Linked DNA regions of Mus musculus: regions 1 and 3 are each linked to region 2. Evidence: chromatin loops called from intact Hi-C (ENCODE). Cell type or tissue: left cerebral cortex. All regions are shown on one strand. Links, peaks and the distances in the headings refer to the core of each region. The heading gives the core; the rest is flanking DNA.

What was found. Peaks named below come from ENCODE experiments on the same cell type or tissue, not always from the same donor. Only the 100,000 strongest peaks of a DNase experiment are listed, where the experiment ranks them.
Region 1: it touches region 2 in a loop (12-fold over the local background); 5 of 42 quality-filtered maps call a loop at or near these places.
Region 3: a loop joins it to region 2, with 7 times the contacts of the local background. A loop is called at or near these places in 9 of 42 quality-filtered maps.

The regions. Positions count from the first base shown.
Region 1 is chr17:34,583,803-34,588,969 of GRCm38, forward strand. Notch4 (notch 4) reads left to right here. Exons shown (of 30, transcript NM_010929.2): 23 at 27-202; 24 at 610-829; 25 at 979-1,048; 26 at 1,189-1,327; 27 at 2,103-2,407; 28 at 2,725-2,872; 29 at 3,315-3,412; 30 at 3,572-4,741. The coding sequence ends at 4,183. Among named protein-coding and RNA genes, the nearest start is that of Gpsm3, 3.4 kb to the right of the region's middle. In left cerebral cortex, for the core only: no CTCF peak of the experiment used is centred there; DNase peaks (open chromatin) are centred at 1,536, 2,359, 2,598, 3,189 and 2 more places; H3K4me3 peaks cover 1,900 bases; H3K27ac peaks cover 2,118 bases.
Region 2 is chr17:34,118,677-34,123,729 of GRCm38, forward strand. Brd2 (bromodomain containing 2) reads right to left here and starts at 3,931. Exons shown (of 13, transcript NM_001204973.1): 1 at 3,486-3,931; 2 at 1-1,224. H2-DMa (histocompatibility 2, class II, locus DMa) reads left to right here and starts at 4,156. Exons shown (of 6, transcript NM_010386.4): 1 at 4,156-4,258. In left cerebral cortex, for the core only: a CTCF peak has its summit at 2,368 (motif pointing left); DNase peaks (open chromatin) are centred at 823, 1,811, 2,677, 2,920 and 3 more places; H3K4me3 peaks cover 3,875 bases; H3K27ac peaks cover 3,770 bases.
Region 3 is chr17:34,591,275-34,596,441 of GRCm38, forward strand. Pbx2 (pre B cell leukemia homeobox 2) reads left to right here and starts at 985. Exons shown (of 9, transcript NM_017463.3): 1 at 985-1,500; 2 at 2,298-2,371; 3 at 2,593-2,840; 4 at 2,964-3,154; 5 at 3,308-3,443; 6 at 3,527-3,680; 7 at 3,991-4,079; 8 at 4,354-4,440; 9 at 4,550-5,167. The coding sequence starts at 1,280. The coding sequence ends at 4,642. It overlaps Gpsm3 (G-protein signalling modulator 3 (AGS3-like, C. elegans)), which reads left to right. Exons shown (of 4, transcript NM_134116.5): 4 at 1-480. The coding sequence ends at 33. In left cerebral cortex, for the core only: a CTCF peak has its summit at 2,720; DNase peaks (open chromatin) are centred at 907, 1,594, 1,815, 2,067 and 1 more place; H3K4me3 peaks cover 2,456 bases; H3K27ac peaks cover 1,817 bases.

The DNA.
Region 1 (5,167 bases), core at 727-4,726, 470 kb after region 2:
CCTGAAGGGCCTTTCCCTTCCCACAGGTTTGTGGTAGTGATGGGAGTGGATCTGTCCCGCTGTGGTCCGGAACATCCTGCGTCCCGCTGCCCCTGGGACTCTGGACTCCTGCTGCGCTTCCTTGCAGCAATGGCAGCAGTGGGAGCTCTGGAGCCCCTGCTGCCTGGACCCTTGCTGGCGGCTCACCCTCAAGCAGGGACCAGTAGGTGATCCCCTACCATCGCCCTTGACCTTAGCTCATATCCTCGCTGGGAGAGATAGAACCAAAAACCAAAATGTCTGTGTGGGGAACTTGGCCTAACATCTCTTCTTTGGAATGACTCTCCCCCTGTCCCATCTATTCAGTGGTCTCCCTTCCTGTTTCCCTGAGAACTTTGTACTAACCTCTGGCATAGCTCTACAACCAACCTTGGGTTACCACTATATGATAGGAAACTATCATATTATAACATATCCTATGAGCTCTCTTCGAAGCATGTTAACCATTAACATATTTAACTACAGGAGACAGGAGGAAACTGAGGCAGGCTACTCCACTAACCCGAGCTACTCCACTGGCCCATTCTTAACAAGAATGGGCCCCTTTTGTGACTGTCTCTCTCTTACCAGGGCCCTCTGCCAACCAGCTTCCCTGGCCCATTCTATGTTCACCAGTGGTTGGGGTGCTTCTCCTGGCCCTTGGGGCCCTTCTCGTCCTCCAGCTCATTCGGCGACGGCGACGAGAACATGGGGCCCTGTGGCTGCCCCCTGGTTTCATTCGAAGGCCTCAGACACAGCAGGCACCCCACCGGCGGAGGCCCCCACTGGGCGAGGACAACATTGGTCTTAAGTGAGACTTTTTTAAGGGTCTGGGATTCGGGGGAGTGTCCAAAGTGCTAAGCACTACTCCTGCAGAAGTGGAAGGGTCAGTCGGAAGGCTTCTGGAAGCGTGGGAGATGCTGGCTGGCCTTAGCCTATCTACCTACTCACCCCATCCAGGGCACTGAAGCCAGAGGCCGAAGTGGATGAGGATGGAGTGGCCATGTGCTCGGGCCCTGAAGAGGGAGAGGTAGGCCAGGTGAAACCTCGTGTGTGTGTGTGTGTGTGTGTGTGTGTGTGTGTGTGTGTGTGTGTGTAGGGGGATGGTACAGAGGAGACAGTGGCAAGGTCAACTCAATGACCTTCGCTTGTCCTTGCTCTTGCCCCAAGGCTGAAGAAACAGCCTCAGCCTCCAGGTGCCAGCTTTGGCCGCTCAACAGCGGCTGTGGAGAGCTCCCCCAGGCAGCCATGCTGACCCCTCCTCAGGAGTGTGAATCGGAGGTTCTGGATGTGGACACCTGTGGACCTGGTACACAACCAACCTAGACCAAGTGGAGGTGGGGGGGGGCGCGGCGGGGGGGATCCTACTCTTGACCCTTTTAGAAACAAAGGCCATTAGTATCCAAACTAGAGCCTTCAGAGAGAGTGGTAGCTCTCAGAGAAAGGGCCCCAGAGAGCGCAGCACCATCTAGGGACGTGCCAGGAATACAAACTCAGACTTGGCAAGCTGAGGTACAGAGCAATGGGAACAGCCCTCTAGATCAGGCCAACTCAGGCTCATGCCTCAGACGCTCTGAGAACTAAAGCCTCCCTGATGAGAAAACTGGGCCTCAGAGAGGTTGATGAAGACACTAAATCTAGTCGATCGGTGGTGGTGCACACCTTTGATTCAGACACTCAGGAGGCAGATGTAGGCAGATCTCCGAGTTCGAAGCCAGCATCGTCTAGAGATCAAGTCCCAGGACAGGCAGCACTACACAGAAAACCCCGTCTTTAAACAAAACAAAACACTAAATCAAGAACCAACACTTGACTGGCAACAGTGGCACACACCTTTAATCCTATCAGGAAGGTTTTAGTCCTAGCAGGAAAGCAGCAGAGGCAGGTGGATCTCTATGAGTTCTAGACCACCCTGGTGAGTTCCAGGACAGTCAGAGCTATATAGTGAGAATCTGTCGCAAGCACCCCTTTACTCCATCACCCTAAAAAGGCAGAGCTTGGCTAAGATGGCTGCAATTCTCCCAGGGGCATGCTATCATTCTCTTATCCCTTTGATCGGCCCTAGTACTCATTCTCATCCGCAGATGGGGTGACACCCCTGATGTCAGCCGTCTTCTGTGGGGGAGTGCAGTCCACGACTGGGGCTAGTCCACAGAGACTGGGGCTAGGAAATCTGGAACCCTGGGAACCACTGCTGGATAGAGGGGCCTGCCCCCAGGCTCACACTGTGGGCACTGGAGAGACGCCTCTGCACCTAGCTGCCAGATTCTCTCGGCCAACCGCTGCCCGCCGCCTCCTTGAGGCTGGAGCCAACCCCAACCAGCCAGACCGCGCTGGGCGCACCCCACTTCACACTGCTGTGGCTGCCGACGCTCGGGAGGTTTGCCAGGTCGGCACATATCGGGGTCTCTAAAGGAAGTAGGAGTACGCTTACATATAAAACAGAGAGGTCTTCTCTGGGGTTTGACAAAGAGGAAACAGACTGGAGACCTGAAGGTGGCAGGTAGCGACTGGCTTCGGAGCTGATGGGCCTATAACCCCAGCACTGGGGAGGTGGGGGTAGATAGATCTCTATGTGTCCCAGACTAGCCTGGGCTGCGTAAGAAGACATTGTCTCAAAACAAAGACAGGCAACAAAAGCGTGAGGGAGCCTGACCTAGAAGCCCAGGGTACCCTAGGGGTCACAGGACCTTTCTGTCTCCCTAGCTCCTATTGGCCAGCAGACAGACTACGGTGGACGCCCGCACAGAGGACGGGACTACACCTTTGATGCTGGCTGCCAGGCTGGCCGTGGAGGACCTGGTTGAAGAATTGATCGCAGCCCGAGCAGATGTAGGAGCCAGGGATAAAAGGGGTATGCATGGAGCCGCTGTGTTATTGGAATGTTGGGGAGAGCGGTAAGGAGGTGAAGTTCAAAATACAGGCGCAGTGGGGACAGACTAGAGGCTCTTATGCTGTGGCAGGATGGAGAGCGAGTTTCCCCATCACTGTTAAGTACACATCTTGTCTCAGTCCATGATACGGGAATGGAAGAAGTACCGGCGGGAACCGTAATGGGGATACCGGGGTCCCACCGATCCAGAACAATACCCATTGTCCTGCCCGCGCGCCCATGACGTCACCAGGGCAACACTTGCAGCCGACTGTCGGTTGCCAGGGCAACGCTTCCCGCCTCTGAAGAATCCAAGTAGCTCTCCCTTCCTCCCCCCACCACCAAGGCCAGAACCCGTGGGAAACTAAAAGGTAGGAGTCTGACCCCCAACTGCGGGGTAACCAGCTCCCACGTGGTACCCTAGGAAAAACTGCACTGCACTGGGCCGCTGCTGTGAACAACGCCCGAGCCGCCCGCTCTCTCCTCCAGGCTGGAGCGGATAAAGATGCCCAGGACAGTAGGGTGAGCCACGTCGCAGCCCCCACTGAACAAGCCAAAAGCAGGGGAATCCAACAGGCTCCAAGGGGGCGGGGCCCAGTGTCTGACGGGAGGGCACAGACTCCCGGGGGGCGGGGACTCCCTAACAGTCCCTGCCCCCGGGCTTTCGGGTCTCCTCCGCAGGAACAGACGCCGCTTTTCCTGGCAGCGCGCGAAGGAGCCGTGGAGGTGGCGCAGCTGTTGCTGGAGCTCGGGGCGGCCCGGGGACTGCGAGACCAGGCCGGGCTGGCCCCAGGAGATGTGGCCCGCCAGCGCAGTCACTGGGACCTGCTAACGCTGCTGGAAGGGGCTGGACCGACTACGCAGGAGGCCCGTGCGCACGCACGCACCACGCCGGGGGGCGGGGCCGCGCCGCGCTGCCGGACGCTGTCTGCGGGAGCGCGCCCGCGCGGGGGCGGAGCCTGTCTGCAGGCTCGCACTTGGTCGGTGGACTTGGGAGCGCGCGGAGGGAAGGTGTATGCTCGCTGCCGGAGCCGATCTGGAAGCTGCGGAGGCCCCACCACGCGCGGCCGCAGGTTCTCCGCGGGCTCCCGTGGACGACGCGGGGCTAGGGCATCACAGGATGACTGGCCTCGCGACTGGGTGGCCCTGGAAGCCTGCGGCTCCGCCTGCAGTGCGCCGATCCCGCCTCCCAGCCTGACCCCGTCCCCAGAACGTGGATCCCCTCAAGTTGCCTGGGGTCTTCCAGTTCACCAAGAGATTCCCTTAAACTCGGTTGTAAGAAATCTGAACTAGGCAGCTGCGTGGAAGGAAGGAAGCGACACGTACGAGTCTGGAAGACTCCGGACTTTTAAGGCCAAAATAACCGTTAAGCTCACTTGTCTCCCCCATAGAGTATGCACAGCAATGGGAAGAGGGTTTAGGATGTCCGGTTGAGATAGACCGTGATTTTCCTGGAAAATAGGGCAGCTTCAAGAGGACAAAGTTGATTTCGAGAATCCCTAAACTCTGGAACCAAGAACTGTGGGCGAATTGGGTGTAAAATGTTTCTTGTGTATGGTTTCCCAAAAGGAGCCTCTGCTATCTACTGCCCACAAGTAGCTGGCAACTATTTATTAAGCACCTACGATGTGCCGGGTGTTGTGTAGATGAACAGTAAGTAACCAGTGGCCCATCCAGCTGATGACTCCTTGCCCTCTCTCTGCCTCCCCACAAGGACACTGGTGCAGGGATGAGGCCATGTTCTCCAGTCACTGCTATCTCCGAGAACCCCAAACTCATGGATAATAAAGCTAATTTGAAGTGCTACTTTATCTTCTGAGGGACTAAAGGGTGAGATGGAAAAAGTGCATAGTGTTTGGGAAATTCAATACTCCAGAATCATTCATATAGTGAGGGGTTAAATATAAATTAAAGGCAAACCGACAATCTGGGAATTCCAGTTCATCTGGGATATCACTGAAAGTGAGAATCTCCAATAGTTTTCAAATATACAAGGTGATAACTGTGTCCCTCATCTAAGACCATTTAGCTATAACAAAGATCCCTAAGGGCTCAAAGACAGGAGGGTCTCGAACTGCTCATACTTCATTAGGCTTTACCCCAATGCTGATAAACCAGGAGGCATTCTGGAAGATTATCCACCATTTGAAGGGCATTCACCATGTGCCAAAGTGCCTCCTTACCAGTAAGCCTTAGTAATGCTGTGAGGTAAATGACACGCAGTTGAGGTGCCTATTTAACGTACCAGAGCTAGCTCACTTGGCCTCCAGGTTCTCC
Region 2 (5,053 bases), core at 1-4,000:
TAGCCTCGGCTCCCCTCACCGCCGGGCCCAGCATAACCCGGGAAGTGGGGGGAAGGCCGCTGCCCTTGGCCCTCCAGGCGTCAGCCTCGTTGCGGGACCGGCGGGAACGCTGTCTCCTGCGCCGTCCTCCCCGCAACTCCGGCAGCTTTGCACGCTCCGCAGGCGGCGACAGCAGGAAAATGGCGGCGGCCTCTGCCGGCCGGCGAGCCACAGGAGAACGCAGTCTGCAAACCCGGCAGTCCCCGAAACTGGACACCGTCGTCAATTCGGCCTGCCGCCGGTGGACAGGGGTCCCCTCTTCCCGCCGCGGTCGCCGGGGGGTCACGAGAGCCGCGTCAGACCTCCGATGGAGGCGGATGAGCACCAAAAAGGGGTTTCAGAGAGCCGCCGCCTCCATCTTTGAAATCCTCTTGAGGGCGGAGTAGAGGGGTGGACAGACACCGAGGACTGGGCGGGGCCCGAGAAAGGGGAGCCTCGGGGGCTTCTATGGGGTCTGCACTGTCCGCCGGGAGCGGTCGCGGGCCGGGACGAAGTCCATTTCCAAGCGGATGGACGTGGATTGTACTGGCGGCCCGCAGAGGCTCCGAGACGCTGGGTCAGTAGGCGCAATCCTCCAGCTCGTCCTAGAGGCTGCTCCACTCCAGCGCGAAATGGCGCCGCCGAGCCCCGCGCCAGCGCTTTATATATAGCCGGAGGGGCGGAGCTTCGCTGCTCATGCGCGCCACCCTGCTCGCGAGCTCCCCCGCCCCCTCCGCGCGTGCTCGCCCGCTCACGCGCCTGGAGAAGCAAAGGCGAGGGGGCAGGCCCGCCTCTTCGCGGGAGCCTTTCCTATTGGTCCGCTCGAAGGATGACGTCACAAACTCCAGTTCCAAGGCGTCGATTATCGGCAGCAGAGTGCCGCAGAGAGCCAAGGCGAAAAGGCACCCCGCCATGTCTCCGAGCCAATTGGCTGCGCCGTGGCTTGGCGAACCCTGGGAGAGATGGAGGCCGAACGGCGTGTAGGCGCCATCTCCCCGGGGCCTGCAACACGCTGTCCCCACCTCCAGGTCTGACGGAGCCTTCCCGGGCTTGCACACACCGAATTTCTGCCGGTCGCCCGCGGCAGGCTGGTCGCGCCATTTGCAGCTTTTCCATTGGCGGCGCGGGCGGGGCGCAGAGTGGGACGGGTCGCGCGGGCGGGGCGGGCGAAAGGTTCTTGGCTGCGAGGCCGCCGCAGTGGAGAATCTGAAACAAGGAAGACAGACGCCATCTTAGAAGTCGCGGCCTGCTTCTCGGCTGAGCGCTCCACAGTAACCCCGCGACGCGATCTAACGTCCCCTGATCCAACACATGACCGGAGCGTTCCAAGACTAACCTCGTCTTCCCCGAACCAAAGTAATCAGATAGCAAAGGCCACGCTCTGCCCTAAAATCCTCAGCTCTAAAGATGCGAGGCCACCCCGAGTGTTTACTGTCTAGCCAGCCCCGGGGGCTCATACCCTGCCCGCCCGCCCGCATTTGCAGATTCTCGCGCACTTACCCGCCTTAGGAACGCACAAGGCGTCCACATGCCCTAAAAGCCGATCTCGGCAAACTTTCCCGGCGTCAGGGTGAGGAGAGCGGGCGCAGCGCACGGCTCCTTGGCCCCATCTCGCCCCAGCGTGGGCGAGCTGACGCCCCCCGCCCCCATCGGGCTGGGAGTCCTCCCCACGGAGCGCCTCTTCCATCGGTCAGCGCCAGGGAGGAGGGCGAGCCGAGGAGGCGGCGGCGGCGCTGCTCTGCAGCCCTCCTCCCTCCCCTCCCCCCCGCAGCCGGACGCCTCCGAGGAGGGGCAGGAGCCATTTTGGGAGCTGTCTCGCCCCCTCCCCCTCCCCTACGCTGTCTTGGGACTCGAAACAAGACTTAAGTAGGAACCACCAGCCAGTTCTCAAGGTCAGATGGCAAAAGCAACTCTGGGGTAGCCCCTCGCGCGAAAGTAAAAGCGTCTATCCCCCCAGAACACACCTCTCGCTCCCAAACTCCCCTTTCCCTGGCTGGGAAGACAGGTGTGCACGTCTGGGCAAGTAAATTAACGTTGGTGAGGGGCTGTAAGGCGGGCTCACCATTCCCCAATTATAGCCCCAACTGGCCTAGGTCCTAGAACTGCAACCAGGCGACCCTCCCTCCACATGAGCCCTCGACCTCGAACCTCGGTCACTGCACTTAACATGGCGGCCAAGCTCCCGTCTTCTGGACCGCAAGATAAGCGCAGACCCCGCAAGGGGTAAGTGCGCCTTGGAAGCAGAGACCCTGCACTCCCCGCCGGGAACCAGGCCCGGGTCGCCCGAGTGCGCGCGGCCCCGCCCGGGTGGCTGCGGCGAGCAGGGCAATGACACAGCAACTTTAGAGGCCTCTCCCCTCCCCCTGGCGGCCCGGCCTCCAAACTGGATTTTCCGCACCTGGGCCTGGCGGGTCCGGGCCGAAGCCCGACGGGGGTGGGGTGGGGGTGGGGAGAGAACTCGGGGAGCGGGGAAACTGCTGGGCCTTAGAGAGAAAGGGTAGCCAGACGACGCTCCCGTTTCCCTGCATTCCGGAAAATCACTGCGCCCCAGTCATTCCCAGCCCTCCCTGCCCCCACATGAGTCACAGGGGAGGCTGCTGCTACTTAGTAATTTGGAAAAGTAACTCTTTCCTCCTTTCCGTTCCCTCCCCCGCAGCACACAAGGAGGCAACTGTTCCAGGCAGGGGGAGGGGAGGAGGGCGGCAGTAGAGCATGCCACCCGGAGAAACCCTAGACCTCGGAGACTGGGAGGCTCGGACCACGCTGGCTCTCCCCTCCCAGCACCCACCTCAGGCCAGGACTGCGCTCGCAGGCGGCCCCCAGGCTCTGGGCCGGTGAGCCCTCCCCACCCTGGGGCAGAGACAAACAGCTAAGAGCCCGGAGGGGATGCGCAGCTGGGAACAGCAGGCCCCACAGGCCGCGTCCTCGTGAAAAGCACACAAACTCGACCGAGCCTCCATCACGCCATGTGACGATGGCGAGCCTGCTACCCTTGACACAAAGGGAGCTTAGGGAGTCCCTGGGGAGGCAGGGAGTCGGCGCCAGGGAACCACACCAGTTCACCTCCAGAGCTGCCAACTCCTAAGCTCTCGCATCCCACGACCAACACTCACACTCAGCCTACGGGGTCGCCCTCCCCTCGCCCGCCCAAAACATCCCATCTCACCTGGCTCCCGATTCCTGTCCCCCCCCCCCCCCCCGGTGACGGGTGCATGGGGCACAAGCCACCCTCGCCCCTTTGCCCTCCGATGGGTATGTAGGCACGAGGTTGGCCATTCCCCTCCCCCACACAGTGGCCCTCTTGCGCTGGCCCCAGTCCACACTCCCATTGGCTGTCAGGTGTTTGAAAGACAAGTCTTTCCCCCTTGGGATTTTTCTCCTGAACCCCAAGAATTCTTCCCACTCCCCACCTTTACTTATGCATTTAAATGACCGATGGCGTCCCCGCCCCAGGGGCCCCTGCTCACCTGGATCCAGGAGCCACGGGGGGGCCCTCGAAAGTCGCCCTCAGCCCGGCTGGGGGGGGAGCAAGGAATCCGGGGTGTCAACCCCCCCGGAAGCCGAGAAGGCGTTGGGGGAGGGGGCGTAGCCCCCAGCCCCTCCCTTCCCTAGCCGCTGGGGGTGGGGGGAAAAGCATCGGGGCCGCGCGGCCACGTCAGCAGCGCTCCGACTGGCTGGGGCGGGTCACGTGTCCGCCCCCCCTACGGCCACGAGGGCGAGGTTTCCGAACACTGCGGAGGGTCGTGAACGGGGTCACAGGGACTGCAAGGCCCAGACCTGTGTCCCGAGACCCCAGACCTCGCTAAGGCTGTTGCCTCGCCAGGTCCCCGGCCTCCCTTGCGCCTGTGGTCGCCCCCGTCCCCCCCACTCGCCTCTCGGTACGAGTTCAGCATGGCTGCCGCAGCCCCACGAAACACATAGCGCATGCGCAAGGGTGTGCCTGGTCTGGGGGGAGGGGAGGCACGGGTCGCGGGGAGAGCCGCGGTGCGCAGGCTCAGTGCGCCCCGAGCCTCGGGGCCACCTCGTTGAGCGATGGGTGTGGCGGGAGCGCGCGGGCCTGCGCCCCGGTGGCCTCCCCCCCCTCCCCACCGCGGCGGGGGGAATAGGTTCTTCCGGCTCCGGTCTGAGGCGTTGCCTGGCACTTTCTGGCCAGAATCCGCGGGGCCCCATGCTGTGGTCCCAGGAGGCACGCGGGTCCTGGCTGCAGCAGCGGGACTGCAGGGCGAGCCTCCCTGGAACGGTGGGGGTCCGCTTGGATGTTGCACGCTCGATTTGACGTTTTAATCGGGAGGAGTTGTGGGGTTCCTCGAATTTCTTAAACTGTTTCTTTTTTTTTTCCTCTATGAGACTTGAAAATACCCGAATCCTGCCTTCGAAGTATACCACCCGTGTTTCTTTCTCTGATCGTGTACAGGTAGACCATTTATTAACATAGAGTTCTACTTCGTCATTTCTGCTCGTTTTGATCATGATTCTTTCCTGACATTGTCTATACTCTGTTTCTGTTTCTGTGACCTGCCTTACTAGTTTGTTTCTCAGTCTTGAATTCATCCTACTAAAGTTTAGGGTGACAACTTAAAAACAATGCAGTTGACTTAAAGTGCGAAGCTCGCGCTTATCTCTGTTGTCTTTTGTCTTTGAAGGTATGGTCTGGATTTACACTCTGCACCAGCAGCCCACCTGTATTTTCCGTGTGTAGAACAGGGCATGTCTCTTATTTTATCGGGGCTTCTCAGTTGAAGGAAATTGCTTTTGACTTGGTCACCTTTCTCTGTTAACCTAAGTAACTTCCTGTCCATTTTGCTCTCTTAGCCAAAAAGAAAACCCTATTCAGTACCTACCCTGTCTCTAAGTAGCCAAAAAGAAAACCCTATTCAGTACCTACCCTGTCTCTAAGTACTCCGTGGCTTTCTCAACTTCCTTGCACAGCAGGACTTGGACTTACAAGACTCTCCCTGCTTGTCTCCTCCCAGTTCTCTTATTTCCCACTTCATGCAGCCCCAGAGTGTGACCTCACCACCCTACTTAGCAGGAC
Region 3 (5,167 bases), core at 641-4,640, 470 kb after region 2:
CAGAGATCCCGGCCTCCTACACACACCTGCTGAGACCGGAGCTCCTCACCAGTCCCTTCTCTCTGGGACTCAAAGCTGGGACACTCCCCGAAGGTCTTCAACCCTGTTTGGCAGGGGTAACCAGAGATGGAAGACCCGGCTAAAATTGCTGTATTTACCACCCACTTTCCCTGGGGACTGGACTTGGGACAAGTACTCTAACCATGAAGATAAGCAAGGTAGGGTGGACACAACTCCCGAGGACAGTTAAAGAGTCTCTATCCTGAGCTGTCAAGCTACTAAACAGGGTGTGAGGGCTGCGGCCTGCCCCTGCCTAGTGAGAAAAAAAGGGAAGAGTAAGACAATTGTCCAGCACTAGCAGTCTCAGGCCCCAAGGCAGAGGGGCCCAGAGGCGGTGAAGCGACTCTTACCCCGCCCCCACCCTGCTGCTGAGTCTGTCTGATGTTTTGGTTGTATGAATAAACATAATTCCCCTCTGGACTGAAGACTGGTATCTGGGGGTGTGTGTGGGGGGGTGCAAGGTGGGTAGGTGAGGCCTGGGGCAGCCGCTCTCAGCGATCTGGCCAGAGGCCAGCTCCCCTCCCTGGCTGGTTAATTACTGGCTCATTAAGCAGCGGCTGGAGACCTCCCTAATCATCTCCCCCAGCCCCCAGTCTCCCGGTTTTAATTAAGTCGAACAAGGAGGGGAGTCATTAGAACAAGAAATATGAACCGAGCTGTCGGAGAACATTCCAGAGGCCGGAGTCCGCACCACCCGACCATGGCCTCGGAACCCAGGTGGCCGAGACACCCACCCCAGCGCCCTTTCGGCCAGCGCCGAGGCCAACCCAGTCTCTCCCCGGCCGCCCGGCCGCTCCCCGCCTCCACCCGCCGCCGCCGCCGCCGCCTGGCCTGCGTCTCCCCGCCCCCGGCTCCTCCCCGTTCCTCCTCTCCTCCCCTCCTCTTCCTCCCGCTCCCCTCCCCCAGCCGCCTCCCTCGTTCCCCCTTCTCCCTCCTCCCTCCTCTCGCACACACACCCCCGCTTGGGCCTCCTCTCTCTCTCTCTCTCTCTCCGGCTCCATTTTCTCCGCCGCCGGGGGCCGGGGTCTCCTGTGGGGGTGCCCAGGCGGCACCCCGGGTCTCCCCTTCAGTGCCGGGGTGAACCCCCGAGGGGAGCCGGGAGGCGGGTTGCCGGGCGGGGTTGGGGCGGAGGGAGCAGCGGCCCCAGCGAGTTTGGGGGGGAAGTCACCCGGCGGGGGGAGGGGCGAGCAGGGAGGGGGCCTCAGGCCCCCCCCCAGCTATGGACGAGCGGCTGCTGGGGCCGCCTCCTCCGGGCGGGGGCCGTGGGGGTCTGGGGCTGGTAGGTGCGGAGCCCGGGGGCCCTGGCGAGCCTCCCGGTGGCGGAGACCCCGGTGGGGGAAGTGGGGGGGTCCCGGGAGGCCGAGGGAAGCAAGACATCGGGGACATTCTGCAACAGATAATGACCATCACGGACCAGAGCCTGGACGAGGCCCAGGCCAAGTGAGTGCCCCCACCCCGGGACCCCGCTCACAGCTCTGAGTCCTCTGCAAGCCCCCCTCCCCCAGGGCCCTCTCTGGATCTTGCAACTCTTTTCTTTCCTTAGTTCTAGTGTTCTCTCAAAGCTTGCTTTGCCCCTAGGCCCTAAAGCCTCCTCCACAGAGCGAACCCCAGGTGGTCTCACTCCCTCCTAACCTTTTGCTGACCCCTACAGTCAACTCTGGCCCATCTCTTGGCTCCCAGACTTAGAAACTGTTCTCAGCCAAAGCTGTCTTCCCTAACTATCCGGCTAGCCCACCCCATTCTCCGCGTACGGATCCAGGATCTCCACACATTCCCTTCCACGGAGGTCGGGGCCTCCAAGAGTCCTCAACAGCCTTCCCCCTGCTCAGCCCACACATTCTGTACTGAACTCCCAGGTAGCAGGGCACCCCCCCCCCCACCTTTCTCAGGCCCCCTACCGCCTCACACTGACAGCCTCCGGTTCTCTACTCCACAACCTACCTAGTCACCTTTATTTCTTCAGTCATCTCTAGATCCTTGCTCCATCTTTTTGCTTGAACCATCCCTCTTAGCCTCAGCCCGCCCATAGTGACTTTAGCCCCACTGCCTGCATCTTCTGCTTCCTGTGACCCTGCCGCTTCCCGAAGCTATGGCAGCTGATCTCAACTATCCCTCGGACTCCACTCTACCCCGATTCCCACTTAACCCCCTCGCAGATTATGCCCCCACCTTGCACCCTGGCACCCCTCTCGTCTTTCTCCTGCCTGAACCCTTTCTCTCCTCCCGTTCCTCCTAAGGAAACATGCCCTAAACTGTCACCGAATGAAACCTGCCCTGTTTAGTGTCCTGTGTGAAATCAAGGAGAAAACTGGTACGTAGGTGCCCCTCTGATGCTCACTTCTGGGAGCAAGACTCTGCCTTAGGGCTTAGAGTTTGACAACTTGAAGCCTTGAGGAAATTGAGAGCCACGGAGGTTGCATGAAAGGAAGTGGGGAAGGGAAGCCCTGGAGCCCTGGGACCGAGGATGGAGCTTTGACCGGGGATGGGGGTGGGGGGTGAGGGGTTCCTTAAGTCTGTTTGCCTGCCTGCTAGGCCTTAGCATTCGGAGCTCCCAAGAGGAGGAGCCCGTGGACCCACAGCTGATGCGCCTGGACAACATGCTTCTGGCAGAAGGTGTGGCTGGACCCGAGAAAGGGGGCGGCTCCGCAGCAGCTGCTGCAGCTGCCGCAGCCTCCGGTGGTGGCGTATCCCCGGACAACTCCATCGAACACTCAGACTATCGCAGCAAGCTTGCCCAGATCCGCCACATCTACCACTCAGAGCTGGAGAAGTATGAGCAGGTGAGGAGAGGCAAGCGAGCCGGTGAGGTGGACCAGAGAGTAAAAAGGACCCCCCCCCCCCGACCTCTGACTCTAGAAGCCCCAAGCCACAGGGCCTCCTCAACGGCCTCCTTGCTCCCATAGGCATGCAATGAGTTCACAACTCACGTCATGAACCTGCTGAGGGAGCAGAGCCGCACTCGCCCGGTCGCCCCCAAGGAGATGGAGCGCATGGTTAGCATCATCCATCGAAAGTTCAGCGCCATTCAGATGCAGCTGAAGCAAAGCACCTGTGAGGCCGTCATGATCCTGCGTTCTCGCTTCCTGGATGCCAGGTCGGGCTCAGGAACCCTGTCCCGTCCCGTTCCCCCTCCCCCCCCCCCCCCCCGGAACCACTCCAAGACCCCTGGGCTGCCCCATTATCCAGAAGGGTGCTATGATGATATGATGATGCTGGAGTTTCTGACATGCTCGGTGCTTCTCTGCAGACGGAAACGCCGGAACTTCAGCAAACAGGCCACTGAGGTCCTGAATGAGTATTTCTACTCCCACCTGAGCAACCCTTACCCTAGTGAGGAGGCCAAAGAGGAGCTTGCCAAGAAGTGTGGCATCACCGTCTCTCAGGTACTCCGGGGGTTCTCAGATGTTACTAAGAGAGGGGTCCCCAAGACAAGGTTCCACTTGACCCTCTCTGCCCGACACTGCAGGTTTCCAACTGGTTCGGTAACAAGCGAATTCGCTACAAGAAGAATATTGGGAAGTTCCAAGAGGAGGCGAACATCTATGCTGTGAAGACAGCCGTGTCAGTTGCCCAGGGGGGCCACAGCCGCACCAGCTCTCCAACGCCCCCTTCCTCTGCAGGTGGAGCCCACCGCCACGCTGGCTGGCTGACTTGAGTGTTTCTTGCCTTTGCTTCCACTTGTGTCTGTGCAGGATGATAGCAAGGAGGACTTTGGGGTGGGGTGGGGGAAGACCAGGCTAAGATGGGGTGGCAATGTCAAGGGGTAGCCTGTTGTGAGGGAGGGCCTGCTGTTCTGTGGATAATCTTCATATACTCCGAGTCTAGTCCCAGAGAGTGAGCTTTCTGGAAGCTCAGGGTTGGGTTTCCCTCCTGTCCCCCATCAGAGGGCCCTGTGCTTTTTCTGATTCTCTCTCTCTCTGCCCTCGAAAGGCTCTGGCGGCTCTTTCAATCTCTCAGGATCCGGAGACATGTTTCTGGGGATGCCCGGGCTCAATGGCGATTCCTACCCTGCTTCCCAGGTCAGAAGGCCCAGCTCCTCTCTTCTCTTTCATTGCTGCGTGCATGATGGGGAGGGCGGGCGGGTATATGTGCGACTGCACACGTCAGCGTCACAGGGCAGCTCTGCGGTAGTTCTCCCATCTTTAGGTGGGTTCTGGGGATCGAGCTCAGATCAGGAGGCGTTACCTGACAGACTCCTTTCTCTGCTGAGCTGTGCGTGCCCTGCCCCACCCCCAAACACACAAGAACCCTCTGAGGCATCCCGTGTGTCATGCCTTTCTTTGTAACCTGCAGGTGGAATCACTCCGACACTCGATGGGGCCGGGGAGCTACGGGGATAACATTGGGGGAGGTCAGATATACAGTCCTCGAGAAATTCGGGTGAGTGGGTCAAAGGGCCTTGCTGCCTCCAGCTTTGGGTTCTCACCGGGGTGGGAGTGTGACCCCCACACTGGGATTTCCCATTCTGACTCTCATTCTCTTTTACCAGGCCAATGGTGGCTGGCAGGAGGCTGTGACCCCGTCCTCGGTGACATCCCCGACAGAGGGACCAGGAAGTGTTCACTCTGACACCTCCAACTGACCTTGCCCCTCAAGGTCGCGGGGCTAGGGGCTTCCACCAGGCAACTCTTAAGGACTCTGGGCATCTAGAGGACAAACCCCACAGAAGCACAAAACAGAGGGCGATTGGGGTTGTGCCCTCCCCGACCAGACGCTTGGTGCTGGGGTGCTGACAACATGGCAGGGAGAGTGGGGTGTCCCCATTTCTTCTTTCTTTTTTTCGTCTCACCTCTCACCAAAACCAGATACCTATTTCTCAGATGTCTCTCTTAAATCTACAACCTAACACCAGTTGTGTTTGTCTTGGACTCCTCCTACTTCTGTTCCCCACCCCACTTATATACTCTGGAATCTGGAGATGTCAGCCCTGCCCGACCCAGAGATGCCAAAAATGGGGACTCTTGGACAGAGGCCCTGGGCCAACACCCCCTCCCCCATGCACCCCCACCTCCTGCCCCTCCAGACGGCTTTATTACCTCATACGCAGCTCATCTTAAACCAATAGAACCGCTCGGTGGACAAGAGTGTCTGACTCGGATATCTACCT